Regions from separate parts of the Mus musculus genome. Here region 1 is linked to region 2. Evidence: chromatin loops called from intact Hi-C (ENCODE). Cell type or tissue: left cerebral cortex. All regions are shown on one strand.

What was found. A loop is a pair of places that touch in the nucleus more often than their neighbours do. Peaks named below come from ENCODE experiments on the same cell type or tissue, not always from the same donor. Only the 100,000 strongest peaks of a DNase experiment are listed, where the experiment ranks them.
Region 1: a loop joins it to region 2, with 2.4 times the contacts of the local background. A loop is called at or near these places in 7 of 42 quality-filtered maps.

What each region holds. Positions count from the first base shown.
Region 1 is chr4:101,644,500-101,649,499 of GRCm38, reverse strand. It overlaps Leprot (leptin receptor overlapping transcript), which reads right to left and starts at 1,717. Exons shown (of 4, transcript NM_175036.4): 1 at 1,675-1,717. The coding sequence starts at 1,690. In left cerebral cortex, CTCF peaks have their summits at 1,709 and 1,932; a DNase peak (open chromatin) is centred at 2,169; H3K4me3 peaks cover 2,169 bases; H3K27ac peaks cover 2,619 bases.
Region 2 is chr4:101,504,628-101,509,627 of GRCm38, reverse strand. It overlaps a transcript of Dnajc6 not described here. Among named protein-coding and RNA genes, the nearest start is that of Dnajc6, 43 kb to the left of the region's middle. In left cerebral cortex, a CTCF peak has its summit at 3,108 (motif pointing left); DNase peaks (open chromatin) are centred at 115, 474, 1,671 and 3,094; H3K4me3 peaks cover 1,817 bases; H3K27ac peaks cover 1,954 bases.

The DNA.
Region 1 (5,000 bases), 140 kb before region 2:
AAATTAAGGCGTCTCTGAAGAGAACAAACTTCCTTGCCCAGTGCTGCTATGTCTATACTACTGCTTGGCTTGCAGCTACGGCACTCCAGTTTCTCTTACTTTTTAAAAAATTACTTATTTACGTTTATCTATCTACTTGTAGCCATGCACCATACTGCGTGTGCAAGTGTGGAGGTCAGAGGATAACCTGTTCGAGTTGGTTCTCTCCTTCAACCAGGTAGGTCCCAGGGATCAAACGCAGGTCTTAAGGCTCGACAGCAAGTGCCTTTCCTACCAAGCCATCTTGGGGCCCTCTGCTTCAATCCTTACTTTGTGCTTTCCCCCTCCCCCCTTATCTGAAGGACATCACACAAGGCAACCTTAGATTGATAACATCTGCTAGTTGCAAACAAGGCCACACCCTCATTTGGCAGCAGGGAGTTACAACTTAAAACATATCTTTTGGAGCAACATGATTCCCTCCACTATATTATCTCTATGTTCTCAACTGTCAGAGCACACATCATTTTCTTACACAGCAATATAATTATTTTCGGCAATCAACTCAGTCCAAACTTCTCACTTATCTTTTATCCCAAGTCTCCAGCATAGTTTCTCAATAACAGTTGAATTATGGGCAAAGTTTTACTTCCTTGTGCTCTTGTCTACTTCATAGCCTTTGTTCCTTTTCACTACATAGGCCCATAAATTACTGTTGCTACTTTGTACTTTCTGTCCAGGACTGAACACTCTGTAGTAGTGAGACACAATTTTACATGCTTTCTACACTGTCTTCAAATGGATACGTCATACAGTGGACATTGCCCAAGTAAACCATGTTTACTTTGATTTGAAATACAAAAGTCCCCCCAAAATGGTTAGCTATGTCTGTTACTAGTTGTGCACAGATAATGTACAGTGCATCCACATGAGTATACACTGTATCCATCTTACAGATGTTGGTGAGTGGGAAGGTCTTTGTGGATAGTTTTCAAAGAAAGGAAGTCCAACACAGAGATAAATTAAGTCTTCTCTGTGCGGATGACCAGAAATCCAAATACCAGGAAGCCTTCCAGTAACTTTGTCCCCACCCAACGCCCAAAGCTCTGCATTCACACAGATCAGGGTGATAATCTTTCGGTACCCTCCTTTCATCACCATTCAAGAACACAAACAGCACATACTGCTCTGTTCACAGACCAGTAAACACTCAAGAAAAGTCTTGTTAAAATCCCATCTAATTGCAGCCCCAAGGTTGCGTCGAATAGGGTATTTCTGGTTACTTTCCAAAGTGCCACACGCCCGAAATTATTCTGCCCAGCGAGAAAAACCGTAAGGGAACAACAGGACCAAGTTTCCAACACACATCCTGGACACAAAGGCTCCTCTGTAAGCCACAGGAAACTGCGGCGGGGCAGGAAGGTGAGGATGTGGGACCCTGATGTGACCTACGGAGAACTGAAAAGCCCAGGGGACCACTGTGGAACGTACAGCCCACGGGAGAAGCCCCCGCCTGGGAACTGACGGGCGTGGGCGTGGGCGCGAGCGTTTATAGGCTCCGCAAAACACCTCTGCCGCGCATTCGGGAGGCCGCGGTCTGCAGGAACTCGCACACCCGCACACAGGCTGCTCGCCATGCAGCCTGGAGCCAGGAGCGACCCCACCCACTAGCCGCGGGCGAGGGTCGCAGTGTACCTTTAACGCCCGCCATGTCTCTGGAGCTGGGGCTGTCGCTGCTTCCGGCTTTCTCCAAAAGCCGCCCACACCCAGACTAGCCAGGGCCGGCGCGCGAATCCAAAGCCCGGCCCGCCCCCTGACGGTATTGACTTCCTACCCAACCAACGGAGCCCCGCCCCTTCATTAGGCCCCGCCCCTGATTTTAGACTCCGCCCCATCCCGTGGCTTCCCGCCCCCAGAAGCCCAATCCCACCATCCATGCAGAACCTGATTCCTACTGGTTTAGAATTCTGCCAATTACAACCTCACACCCAATTATGCCAGATTCTGCCCTACAGGCACTCAGTATTTCCTATACTGGTTCTGATCCCTGCCACTCTGAGCTCCTCCTCTGCCGGGCCCGGTTCCGCTCGGCCCACAGTTCCGCCACTCTGGCACATAATCCTGCCTCCAGCTCATGGAGACCCTCCCCCAACGCCTTCCTCCACTTCGCGGACTCCGCCCCCAGTTGGCTGAGCTCAGTCCCTGCCAGCACGGATCCCAATCCGCCATGCAGAACTCCACCCCATTGGACTGATCCCGCCTCCGCCACTCATAGCTCGGACTCTACTGGTCCTACTTCCTGCCACTCAGAACTTCATTCCAGTAGTCTCCCAGTTTGTTCAGCACCGCCCCGCTGGCCGGGAACTCCGCTCCTAGTCTCAGCCCCCTCCCACTTTGATTACTTCAGAATAACTCCTTTATTTTAACTCTTCGGGGGATCCTGGATTCTGAGACATCTCAGCCCTGTTTCTCAATCTGGGGTCCATCCCTTCCTCACTGTCGTGACTTGGGGCCCAGGCTCTGCCTCAGGAGATTCTAGATGCTCACCATCACCCTGGCTGGCTGTTAGGAAACTTGCCTGAAAGGACTGGTGGAAAAAGTGGGGCACGGGATAAGGATGGGGAGAGGTTACCTTCCAGGACGACTCTTCCTGTGTGCCTGTGTGGTTTGTTTTGAGAGTGTGTGGCTGATATAGTAGAGATCGGGAGTGAGTGACAGCACCAGAAATCAGGATTAGAGATATCCCTATGTAAGATCTTTGACTTTTGTATAGATTTGCTTGCTTTGTAGCAAACTACATTAACATTTTGTGTAAACTACCGCGTCCGTCTATCCCCCTCATTCATTACAAACTCTGTGGGTCCGGATTTCTTTAGGTCCTTAAATAAACGCAGGCCTGCAAGTAACTAAGGCCAATTTTCACTCCTCCAGATCCATCTTATTCTTACCTTCTTCAGTGGAATCTTCCTTCATCTTAGAAACCATCCAGTAGTCCAAGTCCTCTACAGAAAGCAGTTCAGAAAGAATAGGAACTGAACCAAACAGCTCTTTAGACAAGGTTAGAAAGTCAAAACCCACGAAGTTCTAAACTTAAAAGGAAAATATGTATATACACATATATATGTATATACATATATATATGCTTAATCTGCTAAGAACCTAGTATACAATCAGTGATTCTGAGAGGCACATTTGCATAACTTACCACAATAGAGCAATTGTTCTCCTTTAGACTGTTAATACTATTGTAACCATTACAACAAGTTAAGCCATTGTACCATTGAGAGTGTGTACAGGATGAAGCTTGTACACAGGGTCTGCAGTGTCAGGCATGTGCCAGCATCATGGACAACGTACCTGGTGAAAATGGGGGATTATGGTGCCTATAAAAGCACTCAGAAAATTGCTCTGCCAGACCTGTGTTTTTAACTTCTCCTTTATAAGCACTGAGATCTGTTAGTGAGGAGGTAGGTTTTTCCCACCTTAAATAAAGAGATTATGTGATGTAAACCGTCCCACTCTCCTTCCACCCTCAACCACACTGTTTGTTTCTCTCCGACTGCTTTCTGCCAACAACAACTGGACTGAGTACTTTACCTGAGAAAGTGGACTTTTCCTGTGCCAGATGTTGCACCAAAAACCATCCTACTCACCAATTCCACATTTCCACAAGAAGAAAAGCCACTGGAACCTGCATCTCCCTCCGACCAGCCCCCTCCTATGTTACTCAGCTGTTTAACCTGGGCCACTGTCTGACTGCCTGTGACTAGAGTAGAGTCCTTAAGATGAATCTTAGGGTTTCCTCCTTGAGTTCAAGTATCAAAGGCTACGAACTAGATTTTATTATCACCACTTTACAGTCGGTGCAAGGTTTGTATATGCTTGGCCCAGTGAGTGACCCTATTACGAGGTGTGGCCTTGTTGGAGTAGTTGTGTCACCATGGGGGCTTAAGACCCTCACCCTAGCTGCTTGGAAGTCAGTCTTCCACTAGCTGCCTTCAGATGAAGGAGTTGAACCCTCAGCTCTGCCTGCACCACGCCTGCCTGGATGCTCCCATGTTGCTGCCTTGATGATAACGGACTGAACCTCTGAACCTGTAAGCCAGCCCCAATTAAATGTTGTCTATATAAGACTTGCCTTGGTCACGGTGACTGTTCACAGCAGTAAAACCCTAACTAAGACAGTTGGTAAAACTCAAGCTCAAATAGTGACACGGAACAGGAAAGCTGAGACCAAGTCTTGAAACACTAATGCAATTAATCAGTTGCTTTCTTCTCATAGTAGATCTTATGCCCAGAGGAGGCAGGGGTTGACAGTGAGGAGAAACAACAGTAAAACCTTATCTTAAGAGAGTTCAAAGCAATTCATTGATTTCATATTAATATACATATTTACTAGTGTCTCATCTATAGCATATACCAAGGGTTGATTATATTAACTCTGGGAACAAAAAAGGGGTGATCCCTTTACCATTCATAAAGTTTCATGGCCAATACAACTATAGCAAAAGGCAGGTTACAACATAAAAAAATCATAGCAAATTTATTTGATCATAGTTTGAAATGACACAGAAGCCTGCAGGCTGAAGAAGACTCAAGAAGTCTGTGTGTACTGTGCAATCTTATGTTTAGGTTTGATGAAGCATTGGCAGCCACACAGAAAGATTATGGGCCAGAAAGAGACTGGCCGAACAGTAATGGACTAAGAGAGGAATCCAAAGGGTCTGTCTATTCATTCTTCTTGGTTGCTCTGTGCAGCGCTCCCTCCAGATATGGCACAAGACCCTTCCCTGGAAAAGAGACCTTGTGATCTACAGAGAATGAGAGAGGACTTCAGGTGGCCAACTCTTATGGCAAAAGGGAGGAGATTGGGAGTGATTTTCGTTTTTACATCTGGCTTTGGGGAAAAGGTGTGGTTTCAATGACCTGCCTTGGCAAAGATGAATTCTAGTCTCTATGATCTGCCTAGAAAAGAATGAGAGATACAAGAAAAGAAGAAGGGAGATAGGAGAAATTTGGGT
Region 2 (5,000 bases):
TGATTTTGAATAGTTTGGCCACATAGGAGTTATTTGTCCATGAGTGGCGGCTGGCTAGGAGACAGAAGAGAACTGTCCTCTATGCTTTCAGCCCGGCCTCACACAGCTGTTTCTTCCTCCCTGGAACTGCTTAATTAAAATTTAAGCACCAAAACCACATGGCTCAATGCGTGAATGTGAAGGGTCCAAAGCCTCTGAGCTGATGGTGCCAACAACCCCAGGCCCCACCCAGTCACTTTTAAGGCGCGATCAGAGAAACCCCGGATCCATTAAGACACTGCGTTGCTTCTGGTAGACTGGAAAGCCAGCCTCGCCCCTGGCATCCATCACACTGTAAAAGACTCATGATCACTCTTTGCTCGGGTGTTTATGGGTGCATATACCGCTGTCCATCACCAGGTAGAAATCTTTTAACAACCAGAGGTCAGACTCCTGTGGGGAAGGCCACACCTGCTACGGGGCATGCAGGCAGGCAGGGGCTGGGACGAGCGGTCACCTGGCACCACCGGCCTGCACCTGCGCACCTGCCCTGCCAAGGGGAAACCACAAGGCCCCAGGAAGCTTCGGCGGCGCGAGCAAACTGAGCAGCTGCGGAGAAGCACGGCCTGAGCTCCAGGCTGCGGAGATGTCGGCCCCTCGGCAGGCACCAGGATCTAGAGAATCAAGGATGCAGAAAGAAGTGCGACCCTGAACCACGTGTGTGCTGGGGCGAGCTGGGGGCTGTTGCCCCTCCCCCCGCTGCGGCAGAAATTTCCCAGGGCCCCGGCGGTGAACCCCGAAATCCTCCAGAGTCCTTGGTTGGGGGGCTTTCACGTCAATCTGTTTCTGTCCTTGCCCTCCCCTCCAACAGAATTCATGCTGGTGGGTTTTTTTTTTTTTTTCTTTTTTTAAAGGCAGTGAGGGGTGGGGGGCGGGGAGCAGGGGGAGTTTGCAACAGAACATCCCTGTGCAAGGTAAACAGTTCTGAAGGTCAGCGACTACGACTCCCTGCTGAGCCCTCCCAAAGAAGATGAACGAACGTTCATCTGGATATTCTCAGTCAATGCCTCTCTAGAAAACCCGAACTGTTTTAAGAACCACGATCTCCAGCTATTCCAATAATTGGCTGAAACCGTACATTTTAATAATTAACAATTATAAACACTCCCAAAATAAAAGTATCAAAATTCTGGAAGCGATTATAAAGAAAACTGTGAGATATGTGTACTTGGCCAAGATTAAATAAAGAATAAAAATATATTTTTAGTAACGCAAAAAAAATGGAAAACTGAATGACATGGTATTTAGAAAACAGTCACTTAAAGAGGACATATATTACATAACTAAAAATTACGAAGATACATCAGTAATCAAAGCAGCCAGCCATCAGCACAAACTAAGCACATTCACGTCGTGACATCTCCCCCAAGCGTCTACCAGCCGCCCCTCTGATGTCAGCCCCTTACCTTTATTTTCAGAATCTTTCATTCTGTTTTCTCCCGCTGCTGCACGAGAGCAGGCAAGTCCGGCTGACTCTGCAACCCCTGACTTTGGATTTGTCATTCACAGACAGTCAGCGATCCCGGGGGCGAAGTCCCTCAACGCAGGAGCAGCCAGGCTATGATAATAGCATACAAGTCAGCGTGCAGGGTTATAATTTTGCTTATGCTGAAGCGGAAGGGATGAGGATGAAGGCAGACGTAAACACGACTTCCAAAACATGGCATGGAACCGGATCTGGAGCCTAGGTTTGCCCTTCTTCCTTCCTTGGAGTGAGGATCCAACTGCTTAGTTTCTTCTTGCTTCCAGAGAGACTTGGTTCACGTTGCTCTGGGAAGGGCTGCGCTGTGGTCTGGACTTATTTTCAAGTGACTTTGGGAAGGATGAAGAACCCTGAGCGTCCTCTTTGTACTCTTCGCTGCTTCATTTACTCAACAAAAACTCTGGGTGGGTCAGGCACAGCTCTACATCCTGCAGATGGAGCAGTGTACAGGAACGGACCCCCAGCTCTGTTCTCAATGGCACCACACAGAGGCAGTGGGTGCCCTACAGTGGCCCATGTCTACTTCGAGGACATAGGTTCCTAATGCTGCTTCACCAAGATATAAGCTGATAAGCAAGGAAGCTTTGCACACCAGCCTGTGTCAGTGACTCAGCCAGGACCAGGTATGAGGAAGCCAGATCAGTAGACCCCTCTACTGAGAGGCAAGGAAGTTTCCAGCAAACCTTTTAGTCATTCTTTTCGCACAGAATTTTGTATCATTCTGTAACCCGGGTACATCACACCCTTCCTCTGTCACTTACTCAACAAACAGTCATTTTTGGCAGGTATTGTTTTACCTGTTGGAACTCCAGAGGATAAGAGCAGACAAGTCCCTGCCCTCATAACAATTTTTACCTTTAGGTGAGAGCATTCAGACAAGCAATATGAAACCATAATGGGCGGCAAACACTGTGAGGAATAACGGCACATGACAATGAGGTAACTAACAAGTGCCATTTTTAGACACGGTGGCCAAATGAGATGACATCTAACTTACTGAAAATGGGTCGGCATTATCATAGTCTTCTAAACATCCTTACTTAACATTGGGGCTGGAGCGTGGCTGATGGTACAATACTTGCCTAGCATATTCAAAGCTTGGCCCTGGCATTGCCTTGCAGCTCTTTATCTCCTGCCCGCCCTCAAAGAAAAAAGACTGTAAACTGCTTTTTCAGGTCTAGTGAGATGGCTCACTATGTAAAGGTGCTTGCCACCAAGCCTGACTCTGTCACCTGAACTCAATCCCTGGTACCTACATAGCAGAGAGAACCACTCAAAAAAAAAAAAAAAAAAAAAAAAGTTCTCCGCCCTCTATACATACACCACAAGACACATGTACACAAAAATCAATAACTTTTTATGTAAATTTAAGTCTTAATTTTTAAGTAAATAAATCTTTAAAAATAAAAGAAAGGGGCTAGAAAGGTGGCTCAGTGGTTAAGAGTACTAGCTGCTCTTCCTGAGGATTCAGGTTGGATTCCCAGCTACCACTCCACAGTTTACAACTGTCTATAATTCCAATCCCTGGGGATCTAGTGCCCTCTTCTGGCTTCCATGGGCACCAGACATGCACATGATACACAGATATATATTCAAGCACAACACCCATATACATCAGAATCAGTTTTGAAAAATAAAAATAATTTTTTCATTTCTTTTTTTAAGATTTATTCATTTATTTTATGTATATGAGTACACTGTAGCTGTCTTCAGGCACACCAGAAGAGGGCATCAGATCCCATTATAGATGGTTGTGAGCCACCATGTAGTTGCTGGGAGTTGAACTCAAAAACCTCTGGAAGGAGCAGTCAGTGCTCTTAGCCACTGATCCATCTCTCCAGCCCCAATTTTCTTCATTTCTAAACCCTCACAACATTCTCTACTAGATTTCCCCTCGCTAGTGGCTGATTGGTTGATTTGTTTGTTTCCATGACAGACTGGAAAAACTGATCTCCAGAGAGATTAACGCTAATGAAGTACAGAACCCATGTTGCAAGAAAACCAACAGAAGGAAATCCTTTGTTGCTTTCACCCCTGGAACTTGCTATTTAAATACAGTATTGACACAGAAGATGATGTGGTGGGTAAGATGCTAAAGACCCCTCTGCCATTACAAACTGAGTGGTGTGGGGCCAACCTCTCAAGAATCATTTCCCCGCCTACAAACAGGAGCGCATCGCCTGCCCTGAGTGTGTACCAGGCTGCTGGGAAGATGAAGGGAGAGAAGAGATGCAGAACTTGGTAAACCAAGCACTCTGTCACTGTGAGGCTAGCCGCTTGGGCACACTTATAAGGTGACAATTTTAAGTGTTCATCTGCTCATTGCTGCAGCCTTGAGCCAAGTATGGCCACAAAGAGGAAGTTGCCTTGGACACTAGAGGTTCCCGAGTGGATTTTTAGCCATTTAAATCTGAAGACTCCCTGAGAATTTGGAAATGTTTAAGCATTTGGTTTTGGGTCCCATTACTCCTTAGCAATGCATAACACCTTTCTGTTCATTAGAAGCTGGGGGCCAGCGAGGGGAGAGTCAATGAGAAAGGCCGAGATCTTGCCTGCCTTCTAGATGCCCCAGAGATTAAGGCTTGGTTCCAAAGCAGGGCTGTGTGGGGGATGGTAAATCTTTTAAGAGATAGGGTACCCTTGGGGGTCTTTCGGCCACTGAGAATATAGTCTCAAAGGAGATTGTGGGACTGTAACCCCTTCCCCTTTCACGGTTCTGGCCACAAGATTAACTGGTTTTGCTTTGCTGTGTGATCCCCCAATAATATGCTGCTCACCACTGACCCAAAGCAATGTGTCAACCCTATTAGGAACAGAAGTGAAAACAAAGCATTTCCCAAGCCAGTGAAATGGCTCAGAGGCAAGGACACTTAATGCCAAACCATACAACTGGAGTTCAAGCTTGGAACCCACCTGATGGAAGGTGAGAGCCAACTCCCCAAATTCGTCCTCTGAGTTTCACCTACACACAGGCATTCATTTGTAATAAATGTCAAAATACTTTTAAAAAATCTTTTCCCTCTGTAAGTTATCTCACACACTTTGTTAATAGTGCCAAAAAGCTGATTATCATAAATGGGTTTGTTATAGCTCCTTAACATTCATTTTATGAGCCTCAGGCCCATACAAAAACAAAAAACAAACAAAACAAACCAAAAACAAAAAACTGGGTATTTCCTCCTCCAAGGACTAAATCAAACCGTGCCCAGAAGGAGCACTTCGGGGGGCTGAGATGCTGCAGACCCCCTGCCCCGCCCTTTCATTCAATAATATTCCACAGTGGTGGACAATGTGTTCTATCTTCAGGAGCCTGCGGCCTCCAGTTACCAAATCAGGCAAACAGATGCCAGGACTGGCTTTGAATAGAGGGGGCAAAAGGGCTCTGAGGCAGAATAGACTGGGTCCAAATACGAGCTGTGCCATTTACTGATCCCTAGAGAAAGTTGGGACGCATTCTTGTTTCTGCTCCAACTGTGTA